Linked DNA regions of Homo sapiens: regions 1 and 2 are each linked to region 3. A link is a loop called in an ENCODE intact Hi-C map of the cell type or tissue named here. Cell type or tissue: endothelial cell of umbilical vein. All regions are shown on one strand.

The links. Hi-C counts contacts between places; a loop is a spot of excess contacts. Peaks named below come from ENCODE experiments on the same cell type or tissue, not always from the same donor. Only the 100,000 strongest peaks of a DNase experiment are listed, where the experiment ranks them.
Region 1: it touches region 3 in a loop (4-fold over the local background); 2 of 110 quality-filtered maps call a loop at or near these places.
Region 2: a loop joins it to region 3, with 2.1 times the contacts of the local background. A loop is called at or near these places in 3 of 110 quality-filtered maps.

Annotation. Positions count from the first base shown.
Region 1 is chr4:31,085,736-31,093,735 of GRCh38, reverse strand. All of the region lies in intron 2 of PCDH7 (protocadherin 7), which reads right to left. Among named protein-coding and RNA genes, the nearest start is that of LINC02497, 81 kb to the left of the region's middle. In endothelial cell of umbilical vein, no CTCF peak of the experiment used is centred here; DNase peaks (open chromatin) are centred at 3,675, 4,665 and 7,815; H3K27ac peaks cover 2,859 bases.
Region 2 is chr4:30,942,360-30,950,359 of GRCh38, reverse strand. The region is part of intron 2 of PCDH7 (protocadherin 7); the gene reads right to left. Among named protein-coding and RNA genes, the nearest start is that of LINC02497, 220 kb to the left of the region's middle. In endothelial cell of umbilical vein, no CTCF peak of the experiment used is centred here; a DNase peak (open chromatin) is centred at 4,539; H3K27ac peaks cover 325 bases.
Region 3 is chr4:30,765,610-30,773,609 of GRCh38, reverse strand. The region is part of intron 1 of PCDH7 (protocadherin 7); the gene reads right to left. Among named protein-coding and RNA genes, the nearest start is that of PCDH7, 49 kb to the right of the region's middle. In endothelial cell of umbilical vein, no CTCF peak of the experiment used is centred here; DNase peaks (open chromatin) are centred at 3,269 and 5,069; H3K27ac peaks cover 2,737 bases.

The sequences.
Region 1 (8,000 bases), 320 kb before region 3:
AAGAATTATTAAATTGATTATAGGAGAAACCAAAGATGACTTGCAATGTAGTGGATATACTTGCACTGATGCTTTTAAGAAAAGCTTACGTTTAAGTTTTAAGTTAACAAATGTCTTTTTCAAGTAATGTGTGTGTGTGTGTGGAAAATTCACTGCACCTTGCACTTTATTTCTATAAATTCAAAATAAGGCTGTAGAAAACAAATATGGGCCTTATGTTGTTCAAGAAAATCCTAGCTCTGTATGGTATTCTACTGCCTCAAGAAATGGACTCAGAGATGTATATTTTTAAAGAACACAAAAAAGTAGAAAGAAGGCTGTAAGTCATTTTCTCCCTACCAAATTTCATTATGCTTCTTCTTAAACAGGAGTAATGCAAACAACAGAATTTACCTTTTGACTACTGCTTACAGCAAGAGGGAAGCAAACAGTGCTGTTATTGATACCCCTTAAACTATAATGAAATAAATGTAATGAAAATGGATGTTCTTGCTATTTTTTAGTTGTCATACAGCTCTTATTTTAGGAAATTCAAAATAATTCCTTGTGGTTTACAATAAACACCATTCTATCCTGTTTAAAAACCAGGCAATATCTGAGGGAAATAAGGATACATCATCCATGTGCCCATCACTGGACCACAGATTCCCTACTGCACATTATCTGTGCACATTATTCATTGGTGGATAGATGCAGACGCACACTCTTAATACAGAAGTGGGACAGCCTGGTTCAGACAAAGCTTTAAAATGGTCATTCACAGATACAAGATAAATGACAGAATGCAATATTTTCGTCTATATAAAGACAAAATTGTGTACTAGAACTGGACCAGTCTCTGGTAGAAAGTGGAAATTGCTCCCACACATTTCCATCCAGTCATAGAAATGAGAACAAACTAAGCATAAAGTGGTGATTGCTTTGAAACATTATCAGTGCAAATGGCCAAACAACTTGGAGAGATAGGAAAGGTCAATGTAATTAGATTTAGAGAGGCTGGTCCCTCTCTAGGTCTCTAGTTTATTCAACCGATTTATAAAATGAACTTTGAATAATTAGAGGCTCTTAAATTGCATCTATAGGTTGCCTGTATTAAACTGGAATTCCTGGAAATGTATGCAGAATTGTGTGCAAAATCGTGATTCTGGGCAAATGTGTAATTTTCCAGCAAAAAGGTCTTTAACCCCCACCATATTCACAAAGCATCTCATAACCTCACATCAGTTAAGAACCATTGGTCTAGATGATCTCTAGGAGCCCTTTCAATGGTAATATTCTGAGATTTTAATACAACAAATAGTTTCAGAGAAATGTAACCCATTCTCTCTGGAGAATAAAAATGTTATCGCTGCTGATAGGTTAGAATCTGATCTTATGTTTGTAGCTTTTTCTAATTCCTCAGTTTTTCCTTCCCCAACGTCTATCCCTAGCAGGTTCTTTGAATTTCATTTATTATTTCAACTTCATAGCTAACAAAGATAAAGATTTTGACATTTACCTTTTATATTTATACGGAAGAGAATAATCTCATTTCTTAGAGATAGAAATACGTACATTTTAGACTATGTATATATAGAAAATATTTGTTGATTACTTTTCTTATTCATAAGAAAATCCTATTGCACATCAACATTGTACCAGGCACTTCTTCAAACAGGGAATTAGGCAATTTCTCAAAATGTAAAATATATGGAAAATCTAAACACGTGCGTGGGGGAAGAATAGCTACTCCATCAGACAAGAAATTACTCAGACGACCACCAGAATGGAAATCATCGTACTTCAGATTGAGCTTGATTATGATTTCACAATTCAACTATTAAAAATACTCCTAATTTTTCATTTCCTTTAATCATGCAAGCATTTAGCTCTACTCTTTAATTATATAAATCCACAATCTCACTCCCTATGTTTCTAAGTTGTAAAATTCTTGAGTTAAGTGGAAACTTTATTCACAAATGTCAAAGTGGAGTGAGAATTATATATTTTTATGTATAATTACATATTATGCTTTGGTTCAGTAAATGTTCCTCACAATAACTGATAGAAGATTAGTGGGAATTAAACTAGGATATAAAATTCTTTTTCATCAAATTCATTTTTATGCTATCCTTTTCATCTTGCAATACATAATAGTATGGTTCATTCAAAATACAGACCTTAAACCAATTATTGATTAATAAAAGTTTGAAAAATCACTGTAAATCCAGGTGATATTTAGGATAACTTAAGTAATTCAATTTTCCACATTAATCTGTTTTCATTTTATTAATATCACAGGAAGGAATTCAAGTTCCTTTTCAAATTAAAAAGTATATTTTCTCATTTTTTATATTTTAATATATTTCTATAAAAGTTCACAAATCAAATCAATAAGCATATATACATATATATGTCATGTAGCTATTTTAATATCTTTTACAGGTAAGAAGTATATGAATGCTAAAAATGCACACTTTAAAGCTAATTTAAGTTATGCATCTGATATTTTCCATTGATATTCTTAATAGGTTTGGATGCATCTATCAGTCAGTGAAGGCATTTCATTATTTCCCATGGTGGGTCATAACTCCTCAGCAAGCTCTGAAACTTACCTTTAGGTTTTGGTGACAGGATATAATAAAGACATGTCCAGAAAAGTTTTTGGAGAAGGAAAGTCTAAAAAATGAACTGGGCTAGAAATGAATGTTGAAAATGACTAATCATTATCTCACTCAAAATACTCATTATATTGAGACAAATTATTAATGTACTTCATCAAGTGTTTTTCATAAAGTTGCTTTTAACTACAACAGTTTTGTATCTTTAAAAAATGTAGATACATCATGAGCTTTGAGGAGGCATAAAAATGCATCTAAATAACACTTTTCATAGGTATTCTGTAATGGAGACATGGAGTTAAACTATTGACTTAAGCATTAGTCAATACATTTTAGAACAGAAAAAAATAGTCAAGAAATATCTTTAAAAAATACTATGCTTCTCATCAATTTGTGAACTTCAAAGATTAAAAAACAATGATCAAAATATATGAAAGTTGATGTTGAGTTATAGAGGAAGAAAAATATTTTTGGCATCCTTAGATTATATATCCGAATTAGTGAAACTGCAAATATTCTTTGTGATTGAATTACCTTTTTACAAATATTTGTTTGCATGTATATTAAAGACAGTTTACAAGGTTTTTGTGGGGAAAGAATTCCTTTTTCAATGGTTAGAAAGAATGAGTAAGGCCTAGTATTTGCTAGCACAACAGGGTGACTATAGTCAAATAATTTATTTGAACATTTTAAAATAACTAAGAGCATAATTGGATTGTTTGTAACACAAAGGATAAATGCCGTAGGTGACGGATAATCCATTTACCCAGATGTGAGTATTATGCACTGCATGCCTGTATCAAAATATCTCATGTACCTCATAAATGTATACATCTACTATGTACCCACAAAAATTAAAAATAAACATTTTCTAAAAAAAGAATTCCTTTTTTTTCATAAAGTCTTTCAGAACCATGTATACATTTAATGCTTGCACACTTCCAAGGATCCTCTCTCATTAGGCCTACTTGGCATAGGTACAATGACCTGAATAAGCTATAAACTGGCAGGTTATTCCTGAAGGCCAGTTCTCATAGCCTGCTGACTTGGCATTTGGCCACCGAAATCAAAGGAGAGAAAGGGGTGATGACTTGTGGTTTGCCTATGTACACGACATCTGAGTCAGGTGTTTCTTAATCACATCTTTAAGGGTAATTATTAGGTCAAATTACATCTGACAAGCCACTCTAAAAATCTTACTAAGTTATCTGGGGCCTGTAAAAGAAAATTAGCAAATGTACTCGACGGAAATGTTTGAAAGCTAAAATGCTGAGCTCATTAACAGAGCTGATTTTGCGGATTTTTCCTTGTCGTAATACTTCGAGAGTTAGTTGATGGTTCTCTGAATATAATGTTACTTCTCCATTACCTAAAGTTACTATTCAAAGAGCATCACTAAGTAAAATTGTGGGGAAAAAATGAAAATTGTTACAGGGAGCTTTTATAAATGGCTTTAGAAATTCTCAAGTAAGAAAACATACGTAAATATGTCACTATTCTGAATTTAGCCTTAATATTTCTACACTGGGAATTTAATATTAAAACATGGTTATGATTTAAACTCTTTTTGATATTTTATATCTATATAAACAGCATCTAATATACAGCATTTTATATACAGCATCTAATATAGCACTTTTCAGTACAGAGATTAATTTACAATCTTACCCAGCTTCACACAAAAGTAATGCCAAGAAAAATTAAAAAAATAAGAAAAAAATTTTCTTGGCATTTTATATTTTGGTAAAGTATCCAAAAATCCTTAAACTGTTAAAATAGCAGGGTGGCCTTTAAAAGGCATATGTGTTTTTTCTGTATTTATTACAAATTCTTTTTCTATTCCTAAAATATATTATATTATGTTCATTGTAAACTGTAACATTTTTATGGTTTATAATATAAACATAATGTTTTGAAGACATAGTCCAATTATACCTACTGGTATGTAATTTGGCCAACTTTTGCCAATAACACAATGTCCCTGCAGTGTGGTCATTTTCAGTATGAGAGGTGATGAATGGCCAGAAACTCACTTATCTAAAGCAAACAAGTGGTGCTCTTAGCTATTTTCTGACTGAGTCAGAATTAGAAGATAGCATGCCTGAAACAGTCAAAAAATGTAGTGCAAACACACCATATTAGGAAGTAAAGATAGAATACCTAAAGTGTAAGATATTTTTAGGTGTTACACATGATATACTGTAACATGTAATTAAAATAATTAAAGCATAAAAACATATTTTAACATTATTATTGAAAACATTTAAGATTCTTGGAGCTTTTATTACACTCTACTACGTAGGTGAAAAGAATTACGGTTACTTATTTTTAAAAGATGACTCATAATTTGATTACATTAAAAAACGGCAGAAATAGATACAGAAATTCTAAGAGAGCAGATGCACTTGTTTGACATTTTTAAAAAAACAAATACACTCTTTTAAAAGACTCAGCAATAATGTTTTTAGGCAAAATCACAATATAAGATGTTCTCTTCATTGCTAGTTTTGGTAATTATTACTGATATGTTTGACTTATGTATGTTTTACCAGTGGTAGTTGAAATTATAAAGGCCATTAAATAATAACTCTTGCCTTCACGAGGCCTAGGAGAGAGAAGGTGTATACAAATACAACACAAAGCAAAATTTATGACGTATGAGATATAAAGAAAGGCCCAGGGAAAGCCAAGGGAAAAGTGACTAAACTTTCTCTAAGTAGTTGTTTTATAAATTCAAGTTCACCCAAATAACTATGCTGCTCTTCACGTAGCTTGTAATCTGTTGATAGAAGTATTAACAGGATAACAGGACACCTAAAGTCATATACATCTCCCAAAATTAACAGAAAATTAACAGAAGCAAACAGAAGCAATTCTATTATCCTCTAAATAGATAATAACAATGTCCCCAATGGATGCTCTGTGTAAACATGTGAGACAAATAATCTCATTATGAATGTCTACTATGGGCCTAAAAACACACATTCAAAAGGTACCATGGCTTTTTGAATAAACAATATAGCAAAGTAGATAGAAACAGAATCTGGAGAAAGGGTTCCAATTTCGAATCAATTTACTAACTGAGTGATTTTTGGCATTACACCTAAAATACCTGCCTTAGTTTCCTTACAAAAACAATTAGAGATCCTAACTGCATCTACTCCTTAGAATTGTTATAAGAATTAAATGAGTTAATAAATAAAAGCATTTAAAGGAGTGCTTTTATTGTATGATCATTATATTTCTTCCCTTAACTACTTATTGAGCACCTACTACATGTTAATAATGATTATATCCCACTATTAATATGTGATGCTCCAGAAAACTAAAGTATAGAACTTTCCAAAGTAAAAATAAAATGTTTTAATGTAATTCGTCTGAATGCAAAAACGGCGACAAGATGAAATTCTGAATTAATCGACATTTTAGTTCCCTTCATATTGGTTTCCATGTTTTCTCAATGTGTGCAATTAAAGGAATGGAGGTCCTTTCACTAACAGCTGTGTATCCACTATTATTTCTCCTACTGTGTCATTGTTCCTGCCCACCATTCTATGTCTCTTCTCATTAACACAGATCCTTTCCATGTCAACAACTATCTATCTCTAGATACCAGACTGGTTCCCTAAAAAAGATGCAGGTCCATTCTAGTAAAGGTATTATTTTAATGTACAGAAAAACATGGTTTTTCTGAGAATATCAGATCCAAATATAAACGCATAGCATTGTATTTGAGTTTTTCCTTAAGAATAGTATCATTCATCAACCTTTTCATATAAATCTTCCTACTGAATATCACACAGCCATCATTCTATTATCTTTATAAAACATAATGAATGACAGGGAACACAATGAATTCCAAGTGTGAAAAAAAGGTGCAGACACCACAATGAGTAAAAAGATTTTGATCTACCCATAGCTAGCAGTTGACGTACTGATGTAGAAATTATTCGAACAGGGTGACTACCTGCTGTATGTTTATTTACTACCACCATCGTGAACCATGCCATGTAATTAATCACACTCCACACTAGCAGTAAGAGAACTTGCTCCCCACAATGCAGAGAACAGTTATTTGCCTCTCTCTCACTTCACCTTTCTGCAACTCTATTGTGATTTTGTTTCCAGAAAGGCTTCTGTCCCTGCTGTTTGGGGAAATGTATCTATAATGTCTTGATCCAAGAATTTCATATTCAACAGATGGTATTCTTGGCTATGTATTCACTGTGGTTTCTCTGAGCAGAGCTGAGTGCTTAATATTGCTTGTTCTCTGCCAATCAACTCTTAGTCTACAAGTGAATTTTGATCAAATATGTATTATTCCTTGTGCTTTTGCTCTGACCCTTTGGAATTCTGATCTTTATCTGGCATAAGCTGTTAATATGCCAGGTATGTTATTGTGTGGTCCTGTTTTAAGATAGATGCCATGAATACATATTTATATTCACAGATAAATAAGAAATGTATCTATACCTACAGAGACAGAAACATAAACATATAAATATCCCCACAGAAGTTGATTCTTTCTGAAAGTGGAATTTTCTCTATACTACTTTTCTCTGTACATACCATATAATATACCTCTGTCCTCAAATCTTATATAAGGCAAAACAAAATACTTATTAAGTATGATAATACATTTAGGGTCAAGCATTTTTTAGCCTACAAATCTCTGGGTGTATAGATAATACATCTGTATATATAATGAGATGAGGTTATGGTGTGCATGTGTGCAGATGTGCACACACAGACACACAGCATGCAAAAACAGACTTAAAATAACTGCGGGACATCATCGACTGAAAAGTTTTCTGAAATGCTGTAGGTCAAGAATTAGGATTTTTGCAGCTATTTTAATTTCTTTATTTAAAACAAATAAAAGGAACTCTGCTCTTTTTCTAGACAGGTCTGGATGTTAAAAAACAGGAGAAAGTGGTGAGACAGTATAGGCTTCACATAAAGGAGGAACTCAAATCTTATTTTTCTTCCTCACCTAATAAGCCTCTACAAAGGTTTAATGAAAAGATTCTATTTTTCCAAACAAAGCAAAACCAGGAATAAAATGGATTAACTGATTCAAAGCCCTCAGTTTCCTGATCCTTTCCTAGCTGACAAAATACAGAATTTTGCTTTTTCAACTTACTTTGTTACTTCCTGGCATTCTTTAAAGAGTATCTTCCTGTTAGGCACTAAATCTGTCATCAACAGATTTGACATGGTCATTTGTAAATGAAAGCCTGAGATTTCCTGGTGAAGAGGAAGAGATGAAAAAAAAAAAAAAAGAGAGAGAGAGAGAGAAAAGAGTCTGATGTGTATGTAGGATGTCACAATATATTTTTGACTTTATAATGAATTTTAGCAGTTGCTAAGTCAAGATGCTAGTTTAACACTTGTTAATCA
Region 2 (8,000 bases), 180 kb before region 3:
AAACATATAAACTCAAGTTGAACAATTCTTCCATATAGAAGGCTCTGTGTAGTGAATGAATGCACCTTGTAAATGTAAGAGACAGACTATTAATGGAGAATGCAGAAGAGGGGCAGCTACACTGTTTCATGAGAACCACCATACCTGTTGATTAATGGAGAGGCCTTAACAGCACTCTTCTTCCATGCGTCTTGCCATGAGGAAAGGGGAGGAAGGGAAAGGTAGTGATGGCAGCAACACCTGGGGAAGGGAGATGGGGAAATATGTAAAGGGAAAATCAGCAGCCCCTATACAATGGTGTCCATCCATAGACCTCGCCAATAAAACAATTTCCAAAAACCCTGAGTTTGTTTGCTTTCTTTAAAAAAAGAATCTATATAAATTTCAAAGACAATCTAAACAAATTAGTATTTTGAAATGTGTTAATTTGAACAGTCTTTCAACTATGATTCTCCAAATCCAGGGACCCAGTTGGCTGCTACAAAATGAGCCACCATTTTATCCTCATTTTTTAACTAGGCAGGACCTTCACATATGGGCATAACTTTTTTTTACAACAGAAAAAAACTATAAGATGACTCTAATACCAAATAGATATGTATTTTCTTTCTAACATACAGTAGGATTATCATCTCATTCTGTCTCTACCTAGCTGTTATATAACTGTCTCACAATGCACCTTCCTTTTCATGTCCTCCTAAGGACATGTAATTTTGACATGAAAACAACTTCAACTTATTAACTTAATAAAAAAAATTAATTTAACAGAATCCCTATATACTGGAGGAGGTCAAACTAATAAAAGTTTTTAAAATGTTCATGTTTTAATTATATTTTTGTGGACATGGTTTAATCTGGACTATGTATACTTTCAAAAAGTATAAATGCACAGAATTTTATAAAAATAAATTAAATTGTATACCAAACAGTTGATGGCAGTAAATTATTTGAATTTTAATAAAGATTAGTTGTTTTAATAACCTCTGCAATACTACCACTGCAAAACAAACACTGGTACAATTTTTTTCTCTTAGAATTTATTTTAAAAGAAATATTTAACTTTGTATGTTTATATTTAAATGCAAATCATATATAAAAAATGTTTCTCTTAAACTGTTTCTTTAGAAAAGCTTTTATACACAGTGAAGATAAACTTGCAAAAATAGATGTGTATTTTATGAAGAAAAGTAATGTAAAAAAATGAAATATAGGAGAGAATTAATTTTCCTGTGTGTGACTTCATACACAAATATGTTTCTTAGTGTATTAGATACACAAGGGCTAGGACATTGATGAATTTTTCTCTAAAGACAGGGCTATTCATGAATACGTGTTTGCATTCTTGTTTCTAAATGTGAATCTAACCTTTAATCCCAATGTTTGGGAAAGCAGCTATCACAAGGATCATTAGGGTTTGGAAAACAATAATTCTTTTCGTTTAGCCTTAATCCTGTTTAGACAGGGTGTCTCCAAATTTCCCAGTTTTCAACTCCTCTGGTCTTTGACACACTCCTTATGATTAGCCATCGTATCTAGTTAAAATAACATGACCCACCTAAGGCTTAGGCAATAGTATTAGTCAGCCCTTGAGTTGAGAAATTTGGAAACTAATTGGTTGTCATAAGAGATTAACATCAAAGAATTCTGAAGGCATATGTAGCATCTAGGCCCTCTGATGTAAAAGAAACAACTCAAAGTAGCAAACTTAATTTTAAACTGATATTATTGAGCATATACTTTTTGCACCATTGCTTGGGATTCTATAAATTTCTATAATTTTGTATTTAACTTAAAACATTAATTGATATTGCATGTAATATTTTAAAGTTTGAATTCCCCTTCAAAGTTAAAACCTCTGCATTTCAGTAAAATAAAGTTGAAAAAATTAAACCTAATTTTTTGTACATTTAAATATTCCTCAGTGATTATTTTGGGATCAGAATTTTGTCTTTGGAAGAAGCAAATGTGGGAATCTCATAAGCCAAAAACCAAAAAGGAGGAGAATCCACATGCTCTTAATTTGTGGCCAGATCTTGCATCTAGCATGAAATATAGCTTTTTTTTTTTTTTGCATATGAGTTGCTAATATGCTAAGACTTTTATGTATAGAAAATTCTTCCTTTGGCTTTAAGAAGGGTAGATTATTATGGGATAATGAATTAGCAGTGCACTGGGAGAGATTAAAAGTAATGAAAAGTATACTTATGAGAAACTATAAAAAGTAAATATATACACAGAAAACACAGAAAAACACTGATAATTTATTAAGATGTAATAAGCAATATAAAATGATTTCATAAATAGCAGAGTTTATAAATAACCAAAACAACATAGAAGGATAACTCCAAAAAATGAAGCTGGAATCTTAAAGCGTCTAATAAACCAGGAATAGAAAGTTAAACACCGCATGTTCTCACTCACATGTAGAAGCTAAAAAAAGTTGAAATCATGGAAGTAAAAAGTAGAACAGAGGATACTAGAGGTTGGGAAGGGTAGGCAGAGGAGGGGATAGGAAAAAATTTGTTAAAGGATGCAGAATTATAGTTAGATAGGAGGAAAGAAATAGGTTCTAGTGTTCTCTACCACTGCAGAATGACTACAGATAGCACTATTATATTATATAGTTTCACATAGCTAGAAGAAGGACACTGAATGTTCCCAACACAAAGAAATGATAAATGTTTGAGATGATGGACATATGCTAATTACTCTGATGTGATTACTATATACTATATGCATTGAATCATCGCTAGGTACACTATAAATTATTATATGACAATTAAGAAATGAAATAAAATACAAGAATTGATAGAGTAGAGAACTGCAATTTCTGGGTGAAGGAAATATACATTTGATGTATTTGAAAGGTAGAGACCAGGATAATAAAAGCATCCCTCATCCCCATGAGGCATTTGGTATGGACAACGATATGAGTTAGATTTTCACCTGGTAACAATAACAAAGGGAAAATGATCCCTATGATTTATAAAAATAAGTAGTAGATGGAGAGACAGTTTGTGGTTATTATTAAGTGCACTGACGATAAAGAGTTTGTAATAAGTTTTTTTTCCCAAAACGACAGGAATCATCTGTCACAGCAATGAAACAATATGAATCGCATGGAAAACACTATTGGTCTGACCACTCTAGAGTCGGCTTCTTCTAGTTTCCATTCTTGGAAAAATGTATGATCATGGTAGAAGTACAGATATTAAGAGGCTGATAACACAAGGCTGTGGGACTTAGTAAAATAAGCCCAGAGACCATGTGCAACTGTAAGCAGAGAAGGCATTGGTTCATGTCCTCAAGGAATGAGTTCTTTAGCTGGGATAAAAGAATAAGGGGTAAGGCTGGGCGCAGTGGCTCACGCCTGTAATCCCAGCAATTTGGGAGGCCGAGGTGGGCAGATCACCTGAGGTCAGGAGTTTGAGAACAGTCTGGCTAACATGGGAAAACCCCATCCCTACTAAAAGCACAAAAAAATTATCCAAGCATGGTGGTGGGCGCCTGTAATCCCAGCTACTTGGGAGGCTGAGGCAGGAGAGAAATGCTTGAACACAGGAGGTGGAGGTTGCAGTGAGCCAAGATCGTGCCACTGCACTCCAGCCTGGGTGACAGAGCAGGACTCTGTCACACACACACACACACACACACACACACACACACACAAAAGAGATAAGGCGTTAAATACTGAGGTAATTGGGGATTAAAATCAAAGATACAAGAGGAGTAAATGTTATTCACAAGAGAGAGACTGCTTTTCACAGACTGGATAGGATGTGTATAAAAGAATGGCAGCAAAAAAAGAGTTGCTGCAGAAAAGAAAAAAAAAAGTTTATGGAAAGGGAAGTTAAAACATCCTAAGGCAGTGTGGTGGGAGGGAGGTGGGTGAGAGCTGGAGAGTCAGCGAAGTTTGTTCAAACAGGGTGGATTTTGTGGTGGAAAAAACAATAGATGTTGAGAAAAACAACAGAACACATCCTTGATAGGTAGGAGAGACATATTAAACATTAATATGCAATATGTTAATATATTACAGGGAGTTTAGTTAGGCAGTGGGACCCCTGTTCTCTGCTTACGTTATTAAACATTTGTCAAAACCTGGTGTGTCTGGTGTAAGGATACAGGAGAAGAGATTATTCCCCTGCTGCATAAATATTCCTGATGACAGTATTGTTTTCCTTATCCTATCAGTAAGGTCTGTCTTAAAAGTAAATTTTCTCTTACAATTGGAAAAATCAGAGATTTTCATTCTGGGTCTGACTCTCGAACTTTCCCACAGTCTGTCATGGTTATACTCAGGGCTTCTGCAACCATAGATAGTCTAGCATATTCCTCAGGGGAGGCCATGCTTTAGGCAGAGACATTTCAGATTTTCTTGCTAGTAGTGGCTGAATAATCGTCAAAAAGGGCATTTTAATAATCATAATGTCCATAATGTTATAGGCAGGGCTGGAGTGTGGAGAGGTCACCTTGATTGTTGGCACTAACTGTGGCCCGATGGAATTAAGATCAGCCTTGGGTGGCGGCAGGATTGGCAACACGGAGAGAAGGAATCTGGAAACCTTTGCAAAGGAGGAATGTCACATGTTTTCACAGGAATCAGGAAACTGCAGATATGCTAGTGCCTGATTTCCTTTTAAAGTGAAGAACAAACAGTATTTTCAAATTACAAAGTGCATAATCATGTAAACCCTGGGTGAGCTTATCAGTCAGGACATAAATGAGACCACATTAAAAAAAATAAATAGAGAATACTTGTTTAAAAAAAAAGCGTTGTGTAGGCATGACCTGAAGCATTTTTTGAAAATTAGTAAGAATTATAAATGAGTTAAAAGAATAATTATGAATTCTATATACAGCTCATTTATTAGGCATTAATAGTGTTTCTAGTATTCCTGAGATTTAAAAGAATAAGTTGCATAGCTTAATGGCAGTAAAAATCAACTGAGTAAAATTTTAAATTTTAAAAGTGTTTAAAATTACCAGCTTTAATAAGCAATTATACAATGAAGAAATTTGTGAGTAATATTTAAAAATTAGGTGTAAATCTAAGCTACTGAATTATATTACAATTGGATTTGAGATAATATACATGCACACACATATATGAAAAGTTGAAGTATGCTGTATTAATAGTAGCATATGTTTAAAATTTCTTAAATCTAGAGTAAATACATAAAATATTATTTTATTTTTCCTTCTAACTGAAGATGCTCATTAATCTTATTTAATATGACATGCTTCTTTTTAAAAGTTAATTTAATTTTCATGACAATTAGAATGTTGCTTTCCATAACTGGAGCTGAGATATATTTTTCTTAGGTGACAACTTTATTAAAATTTCAAGATTTAGTTGCATTAAAAACATTGTAAAACACTATCGGCAAATGTATAATATTTTGCTTAATTGATTTCAAATTTCTAAATTTCACAAGCCTGCTCCCTAAAAATCTCACAATGTATAACCACAATAGCATAACCCACTATGTCCTTTATAAAAGCTAATAACCTACCTGGATACCTAGTTAACTGTTGACTATTGTATTGAGTAATATTTGCTTACAATTTAATTTTAATTAATACATGATTTTACACAATGGACATAATGAATATTCTAAGTTTACTTTTATTCTAACTAATATATGTGCAATGAGTTTTGCTCATTATCTTCCTGACTTACAGTTGTTTGTTAGAATAAGTTTGTAAAATAACGGAAAACCTAAGTCCTCACTAGAACATTTACAGTCTCCCCCACTGGATTGGTTTATTAGTTTGATTATTCAGTTTTGTCAATCAAATATTTAATGGGTGCCAGAGGTTAATTTAGTCAGTGGTCCTATGTGTTTGGTTTTCAAGCCTCCTTTACACTTTAAAAATTATAGAGGACCCTAAAGAGCTTTTGCTTATGTGGGGTATATCTGCTGATATTCATCATATTCAACATTAAAATAAAAACACTTTTAAAATAATTAGTTATATATATGTTTGAAAATAGTCACAATAAATTCATTATATGCTGACAAAAATAATATATTTTAATAGAAAATTACTATATTTAAAAAAAGTGAGAAGAATGACATTATTTGACACTTTTGCACATCTCTTGAATGATTATCTTACTAGAGGATATCTGGATTATCCTATCCGCTCTGAATTCAATCTGTTGCACTGACACAGAGCATGTAGCCTCAGGAAAATTCTTTTGTGCACTTATGAGAATGAGAATTGAAAGAGCAAATGATATCCTAATATTGTCAGGAAATGATTTTGAGTCCTGGAGTTTTGAGATCACTTGGCTTTAAGAACTGCCAGCTTAAGCTCCTTCAATATTGAGTGGAATAAAAAAAATAATAATCCTGCCCTCACGGAGGCCACACTGGAGCAAGAAGAGTGATACATAAATTTTTAAGACCCTAATATGACATATGCTAGTACCAAGATGTGTTATGCAAAGAGCTATGGAAGAGGTGGTGAGCAACAGTTCCACAAAAGAGACCAAACTTGCAGTAAAGTTTAAAGCAGAGGTGTCCAATCTTTTGGCTTCCCTGGGCCACACTGGAAAAAAAATTGTCTTGGGCCACACATAAAATACACTAACAGTAATGATAGCTGATGAGCTAAAAAAAAAAAAACAGCAAAAAAAAATCTCATAATGTTTTAAGAAAGTTTACAAATGTGTTTTGGACCACACTCAAAGTCATCCTGGGCCACGAGTTGGACAAGTTTGGTTTAAAGGAAGAGTTGGCCAGCAGTGAAGAGATGCAGGCGAAAGAGGTTAAGACCACTCTGATGAAAGAAAGGCATGGCTAGATATAGCATGATGTAATGGGAAGAACATGGTTTGGTTTTGTTTTGTTTTGACAGATTTTGTTCAAACTGCATTTCAGCCACTCACTGGCTGCATGACTTTAAGCAAGTCACTTAAATACTGTAATCCTTAGTTTGCTCACTGGTGAAATAATAAAACCTACATAATAAAAATGCAGTGAGAATTAAGTGAGATGAAATATGCAAAGTATTTTCACGTGACAGTTAATTAGCACACCAGTAATATATTGATTTTGTTGCATATTTAAAGAGAGTGAATTGGTTATCATGCTGAGAGCTTAGGGTGCAGTGAGGTGGTGAAGAGAGGACTGAAGTTTATAACTGAAGTTATAAACAAGGGTGAAAAGGGCAGCAATGAAGCAGAATTGATATGGAGGTTCAAGATGAATGAAAGTGATTTAAAAATAGAAATATGATAATATCCAATAAACTACCTTGGAAACTCAGAGAATTATTTCTTATGCAGGTTTTTGCAAACCCATAGCAAATCTTGATTTCCACCCAGTGTCACCCTATGTTCTCCCAGGGAAAAAGGAAAAACAAACTGTAATTTTCAAAAAGTATTCCAGGATATTCATAAAAATAGAATGAAATGTGTAAAGAGTAGCATAGTCAGGAAAAAAAAAAAAAACACTTACTCAAGACAGAAATTTAACCTACCTCTTCCATTGCTTAGGTAGGTTGTCTATACCTGAATCTTGCAGCTGTCTTTGAAATTAGATTTCAACAATATTTTAGTAATAAGTAAATTAATGAATGAATATGTAAATAAATACATACTTCAACGTGTATCACCAATGTAGTAAGAATTCAAATTTGCAATTGTGATGTTCTTAACCTGGGTTACTCATAAAGTTTACTAATCAATACCAACTTATCTAGAAAATAATTTTTTTAAGGGCAAAGTACACAGAGAATGTTAGGACTTTTCTCCATGCTAGGAATGCACCATCATCATGCCATCTTTGATCTTCAAGTCTTTGAGGTCCTCAGATCCTTGAGGGATAGAACATTTAGAAAAACAATTTCTCAACTACAAAATAAAGATTTTCCACTGATGTACCTTAGTTCTGCCAATTAGGACACTGAAGGTAAAAATTTATACCTTGTAGAGAAGCATGATTTTGAAATATAAAGCACACTTCATCAAGGCTCTATAAAGAATTTAG
Region 3 (8,000 bases):
ATGACTTCTAGAGTCTTGTATAAGGAAAACATAAACCCCTCATTCCACTCTGTTGAATCTATTTCTTGCAGCTGAGTGCATTCCTAAGCAATACATTCCCAAAAAAGAAAAAGAAAAAAAAAATAGAAGGTTTATCCAAAAAAAGAGAAGAAAAACACAATGTATGATTATGAGAGGTCCATGATGCTACTAACAGACACTAAATACAGGGCTGTAGGTGTTTTCGTCTGATCAACTACCATGTTTCACATACTTTTATATTGCTGACACCTTGCAGAAAGGAGACCACTTTCAAGTGTAAAATCTTTGAACCAGGAATCAGAAATCATGGGTTTCCCTTCTGGCTCTTTCACTTAAAAACACACTCAACTTTTAGCAAGAAATTCTTCACTATAAAATAGAAAGTAGGCTGGGTGTGGTAGCTCATGACTGTAATCCCAACATTTTGGGAGGCCAAGGTGGGTGGCTTACTTGAAGTCAGGAGGTTGAGACCAGGCTGGCCAAGATAGTAAAATCCCGTCTCTACAAACATTCAAAAATTAGCTGGTTGTGTGGTGGCACATGCCTGTAGTCCCAGCTACTTGGAAGATTGAGGTGTGAGAATCACTTGAACCTGGGAGACAGAGGTTGCAGTGAGCCGAGATTGTGCTACTGCACTGCAGCCTGGGTGACAGAATGAGACTTTATCTCACAAAAAAAAGGGATTAGATAAATAAATAAAATAGAAAGTATAGCATTTATTTGATAAAGGAATTGTTAGGATTAACAAGATAATACATGTAAAAACACTTTCTAAAAACTTACAGCACTTTACTAATAGCTGTGTATATGGGATGACATAAGTAAAATACTGAGCACAATTTTGGGCACACAGTAAGTGTTTATTTATCATTACCACTGTTATTATTCAAAGATACCTATCCATAGCTCCTTGAGAAAATCCCTGCCTTGCTAGAGTCACAGTCCTTCAGAAGGCATATTCCTGCCTCATGACTCTTCTCTTCTAGGCATGGCAGATGGAATGAAGAGTCAACTCTTAACCAAGCTGAGCCAGAGTTTCTCTCCCTGGCATTTGAAATAGCCACCCAAACACAGTAGCAGTTTTGTAGGTAAACAGGCATATAACAGGCTAATTCAGGAACTATGAAGTTGTCAGCCATGCTTTACCTCTAGAAAAGAAAAAGATAACAAAGAAAGAGATAGAGAAAGAGAGGGAGGGAGACAGAATACACATGATGGCCTTGAATTTCCAATCCATTTCTGAAGATTAGGTCCCATGTATTCCCAACTTTAGCATAAAATGTCTTCCGCTGATTTCTCATATTGGAAACCAAAGAGTTTTAACTAAATACATTCATTTTAGTGTTGGCATTGAAACATGTTTCAGGTTGGTTATACAAAATCAGAACCTATGGAAGTGTACAAGAAAAGGTGACCCATAGCTGAGAGCGGTGGCTCACGCCTGTAATCCCAGCACTTTTGGAGTCTTAGGCGGGCGGATCACCTGAGGTCAGGAGTTTGAGACCACCCTGGCCAACATGGTGAGACCCCATCTCTACTAAAAATACAAAAATTACCCGGCGTGGTGGCAGGCATCTGTGATTGTAGCTACTCAAGAGGCTGAGGCACGAGAATCGCTTGAACCCTGGAGGCGAAGGTTCCAATGAGCCGAGATCACACCAATGCACTCCAGCCTGGGCGACAGAGCAAAACTCCATCTCAAAGAAAAAAAAGAAAGAAAGAAAAGGCTATCTATATTCCTATATTCCCTTCTTCTTCTATCACTTTACGTTACCTTTATGATTTTATGATAAAATTTCATAAAGCATTTTATGAAATAAAAAGGCATTCACAGTTAATAACCGAGGATAATTTCCTATTTATTTATGATTCCCGGTGTCTGCAATCATTAAAGAAAATTTCAGATTTGTTAAAATCTTAAAGTTACAAAATATTTTCTGGAATGATTAATCTGAGAGTCTTCTTGCAAAACAAAATTTAAAAATCACATTTATGTATAAAATTGTGTACTTTTCTTTTCTGTGAGCAGCAAAGAGCTCCAGGAGGAGAATAGATTTTAGGTGCCAAGGAAACAGAACTGACCAACTTCTAACCCCCAGCCCCCACGAGTGCCTATTGAATGCTAAGATCCTCTGACTGCATTATGGTACCCAGATCCTAGAATCAAATTATGGCTTTTCTGAAGGTGGGCACAGCCAAATTGCTGAATGCGTTTGGATAGAGTCCCAGAATGCAAGGGCTTATGTTTACAGTCTTATTTTGTTTTGTTGACAATGAAGTACAACTTCTGAGTTTCCCTATAATCCTAATTTAACAACAGTCATTTGTCAGATCTAGAACTGGTTCAAATATGGTCATTTTTATGTAGCTAGGGCAAAATTATGAATTCGTTCAAAATAAGAAACACAAATTAAAAACAAGAAATGTGGAGGAATATTTCCATCTGGTGAAAATAAATAGATCAAATAGCACTTATTTCCTGTTTAGAACACTTAGGTAACTTATTTTATCAAGGAAATGTTAGCTCCCAATAGAAATAAGTTTTAGGGTGTGACCTTCCCAGAACTAAGAAGACCTAATCTAGTGTTCACATTTGAAATTGTCACAGCTCAAACATAAACTGCCTGCTTACTCGTGGTGTTCTGTGGTGGGAAAAAAATAGTTACAGAAAGTAAGGTTGCTTATATTTTGCAAAATTTCTTTCATAATAAATCATATAGTGTATATGGTTGTTTTTTTAAAAGACAAATGAAAGACAATCTTGTTTTCCCCTTCAAAATGTGGTTCTTGTGTAACTTCAGTTATAACAAATGGAACACGGTGAAAATTATTTAATGACTTTTTTGTTCAATTTTCCAGTTTTTTAATGGGGAAGTTGCATTTCATTCCTATGTACTTAATAGGAATTTTGGCAGGCTTCCAGCTTATAATCATCTGGAAGCACATATTATAACTTTAATTATAACTTCTAAGCTAGAAGAGTAGTTAGCATGATGTAGGCATTCAGTTACTGTTACTGCAGTGAATGAATCTATAAGGCAGAAATGTACAAGCTATCATCCAGCTAGCACTCAATTCCCACCTGAGTTTCATATTTCTCTTTCCATTTACTTCACCCCAAACAGTTTCCATAACAAACATATTGGGTAATAGGGCCAAGACACTCAAGCTATTTCTTATTGTTTAGAAGCAGGAAGTCATAAACCATTTCAAACCACATTCCCATAACTAAGGAAATCTGCCAAAATACATGAAAGCAATAATGATTTATTCCTTGAAGGAAAAGAAAACCTGATGGACTATTTCATGTGAGGACAACTGGAACTTGGTACGTTAGTAGCACTGGTGGAATCTACTTTTAGAACAGATATTACTTGTTTGAAAATAGAGCATGAAATGATGTTAATCTGCAAGTGGAGAAAGCTGTTCATAGCTCTCTAATCACAGCATGGTGTACCTGAGTCATCTGCCCTTTCATTTTTGAACTCAGGATACCCACCAAGCCTGTTCCAATGGCCATTACGAGTACACCACTCTTAATAAATTCAATGGGTGTTTTTCAAGTACAAAGCCTGCGGGATTGGCCACTTCAGGCTAAATTTTAGCTGCATAATCAAGAATATAGCTGAAAATGCCAATTAATGGTGCAAAGCACAAAGGATCAAGCTCTAGCTATAGAAAAACCATTTATGGACTAAAAGTATCACACCTTGTAATCCATCCCTGACTTTGCAGGATGGCACATCTGAATATTAATAATAAAGCTATCTGAATAAGTTCCTTCTAAAAAGTAAAAACTGATGAACAGTGTAAACTCTTAGCTTAAAGAATTATGTAAGATAAACATAAAGTGAAAAAAGTCCTTATATACTGAAGTAATCTCATTTTCTCTTATTTACACCATAAAGCAAACAAAACTCACAACAGGGTGGATCTTAATGCATTAAGATCCTCAAAATAGTATAGACAACATGTAAACGGATGCTAACATGCATGATAGAGTGTATCTTAAAACAGTAACATCTCAAATTTAAGAATTAAGTATTAACTACAAGCACAATTAAAAGGAAGATACATGCATGGAGAAATTTCATCTTTAGTCTCTACCTGGGAAGGCAAGTCTTAAAGCCAAATTGAGGCTTATCGGATAAATATATGCATGCCAGGCAAGCAGTGAAAAAAGCTAGGAAAGAATACCAACACAGATGGGAACGAGATAGCTGACTTGCAGGAAACCATGCGGAGTGACAGCTCTGCAGTGTCTCCACACCTGATCTGGCAGCAGGGCCTAAGGGGGCTGCGGTGCAGCCAAGTCAGCAGGAGCTGGAGGCAGATGTGGCTCTACACTAGCTGCGTGCAGGAAGTCCTGGTGCCTACAGTCCTGCAACTCTGCAAGTGGTTTCTCAAAATCAGAAAAACTCACGACTCAACTCATCTACACTTAACTAGATCCAAACTCTACTTCTATGTTGGAGAAACTTATCAGAAAGGAAATGTCTGCCAATAATTGCTATGAAAACATTTATTTGACCCTGATCCATGTTCCTCACTAGATTCAATTATTTTAAATAGTGTATGGAAGTGGAAACACAATCATTGCTAATCTATATTAGATTGATTCAGCTGTAAAAATTATACAGTTTTAAAGCCACCTGAAAGTATCATCTCCTCGACTTGATTTCATCCTCAATAACTCCATGAAGAAATTTAGCTTAAAATTATGCTTTATTTCAAATTGTTTTCACTACAAATAGCATCATCTGTTGGTCCTTACTTTTTGTGTAGCTGAACACAATTCTAAGAAAGGTTTCCAGCTGATTTTAAAGATACGTAGGAAATAGCAAGATAATAATTGAAATTTTAAAACCGAGTCATGGATAAGACAGAAAATGTACATGTACACTGTCATCTGGCTAAATAAGTTCACTGGTGATAAAAACAGCAAGATATTGTCTTAAAAGTATCTTCTCTTACTTGAAAATCTCCTGCTCTAAAACTTTCACTAAGTTACAATATTTATTAAGTCCAATTTCCTGCTTTAGCAGGACTGAATCACAGGGGGTTAATCTCAGATTCAGGCCAACTGAGGTCTTCCTGTTCATATCTCCTTTGCAAATGGAGCTTACTAGGGAAGCTGAAAAGGAACCAAATGCTTCACAGCTGAGGCTATCCACTCGACCTTCTTTCTACTGGTGACATAATTTCAGCCGCTCTTAAAAGTTCTGACATTTCCAGTAATAAGCAAGTGAAAGCATACTACTTGGAAGATGTATGCATACTACTTGGAAGATGTATGCATACTACTTGGATTAGCCAATATGCTTAGTAAAGGTACATTTAGTTATTGAATTAAACAATAAATTAAGAGATCAAATAAGATACAACTGCTAGATCTTTAAAGGCTCATCAATTGATTGATGCATGACATTAAATTTATTGTAATGGCAGCTATACATTTACATAGAGTGAGAACATTTTATCTAAAAAAGTAAATTATTAAAATTAATCTGTTGAATTTTTCTGATTCTGAGTATCACATTTTTAAGGTAAAATGACTATTAAAATTATTAAACAATGTTTTCAGACAAAGGAGACATAAATATCATGTTCAACTGATAAAACTGTAATAATGAAGGATAGGAGGTAAGTTACACAAATTGCAAACTGCAATCTTGCCAGCTCCTTTAATGGTTTTAATGGAACAGGGCTTGAATTTTCCTTTCTATTGATGTTTGTTTCAGAAGATAAGCAGTACAAAGAATTTTTTATTATTCTGAAAAGTTTAATTCTCTCAAATTTCTAATTCAGTGTTCTAAATTGCAAGGTAGGCACTACATTCTGCCTTACTAGTAAGATCTGATTTTGCTATTTTACTTAAATTCTAAAACGCTTTTCCACTCAGTACCTCTGGGAGACTAAGAGTTTCCTGACTGTTGGCAGAGCTACTAAAGATTCCTAGCCCAAATGAAAGGAAGATTTTCATCAGAGTCCAGGTTTTTATGAACAAACCGTCACAGTTCTTGTTACCATCTCTGTCCTGTCTTAAAAATGTACCTTGAACTTCTGCTAGCAAAACTCAGATTGGTTGAAATATCCAACAGACATACCCGGGCTGTGAAGTTGCCCCTTCATTAATTTCTCAGAGGCAAGTTTACCACTTGATGAATCGTTAGCATCACTTCCTGTGGCACTGAAATTTTCCCTAGGGGTCCCTACTAACTAAGGTCTAATCACCCGTGTTCTTATTTAGCTCTTGAGTTCCGATTAGATCATAGATTAAAGTGGATGACTGTAGACCGCTAATTCTTACCTGACAACATACTGAACAAAGACTCCATATTCAGGAAATACATTTTATATTTCCTTTTCACAAATCCATACCCTGCTATTGAATCATTAAATGTGCAACCACGCTGAGTTTAGCTATTCAGAGAAAAGATACTAAGACTTCAGTGGCCACAGGTTATTACTATGAGAATTTGTAATGGCTGTTATTTACAGCCCACTAGTGATTTAAGAACTTGATGTGACATTAAGAAAAAAAAAAGTATCAGATATAGGTTTATACCAACGGGTCAAACTCTTTCAACAAATATTTGAGATGAGTAATAATTTTGATATTATACATATCTTTCACAACTGTAAGCCCATCTTTTAAAATTTTTTGATGGATGGTACATTTTATGAATCTGTTTGCAACTTGAAAAAATACAGTGATTAATTCTAAAATATTGCAATTTGAAGAGACTGTGATAAAAATGACAGTAACTATAATACAAATAAATCAGATGTAACATTTAAGAAAATCCTTTTTGGTAATTTTCTATCAAAATAATGTCTAAAGTATAGAAAATACTTTGTTCTTGCTTTTTAAAAATATAAATGGGACACTGTCTTACTGACACATATACACACTATAAACATATATATATATATATATGTTTGAGATTTGATATAATACAGTACTTCTACAAAGAACACATTATTATATGATGCCTATAAATACACCAGTATCTCAGTTGAATGGATTTAAAAATCTGTGTTTCCTTCTACCCCCTAATGCAGTTGTCTTAAGATTAAATTCCAGATTATGTGTCATTGTCATTTAGCACACCACAAGTCTTGTTAGATCAAATCACTTTTCAAGTGAATTCTTACAAAAGAAAAAATAATAGTAATAGAAATTTGAATTTTGGTTGTATGTCTTATTCAAAGAAAATTTTTTTAGATGGAGCCTTCTTGTGTTGCCCAGGTTGGTCTCAAACTCCTGGGCTCAAGGGATCCCCCTGCCTCAGCCTCCCAAATAGATGGATTTCTGGCATGCACCACCCTTCTTGGATGGGTTGCATATCTTAAAACTGTATACAAATATTCTCTTAAATTTAGAATCGTCATAATACTAGATCTCACTTATAACACAGTGACATTTTGCAATTAGAGGGGGCTTTTCATCAGAATCAGTTCCTTTTTTTTTTCCCTACATTTAATGGGAGAGATCTGTCTGGCACAGTGTCCCCAGCCACTTTTCCTGTGACGTCTTATCTAAGCCCACTAGTGTCTCTTACCAGGCGTCACATTTGGTTCCCTTCTCCGTCTTAAGGGAATTTGGCTCTTCCCTGCTCCCTCCCAATTATAAATATGCAGGTTAGATAATTGACCCACCCTTTGACTGATGCATTGCCTAAACAGAACCGACTGCCTTCTAGTAAACCTCTAATGACAGGTGGGGGAGGAAGTACCAGTTAATCAACCTGAATATCCAAAGTCATTATTGCCTCAAATCCTTTGGTGCCTTCTTCAATTCTCTCAGCTATTAAAACAGCTCTCCCTTCTTCCCACCTGCACAGCTCACACTCTCATCAGAGAACACAGTAAATACAGAGGCACATTGCATACTTAAAACTTGCATTTCTTTTTACACCATAGGATTTACAATTAGACACTGAAATGTAAGCCTAGAAAATACCATTTTGAAAATA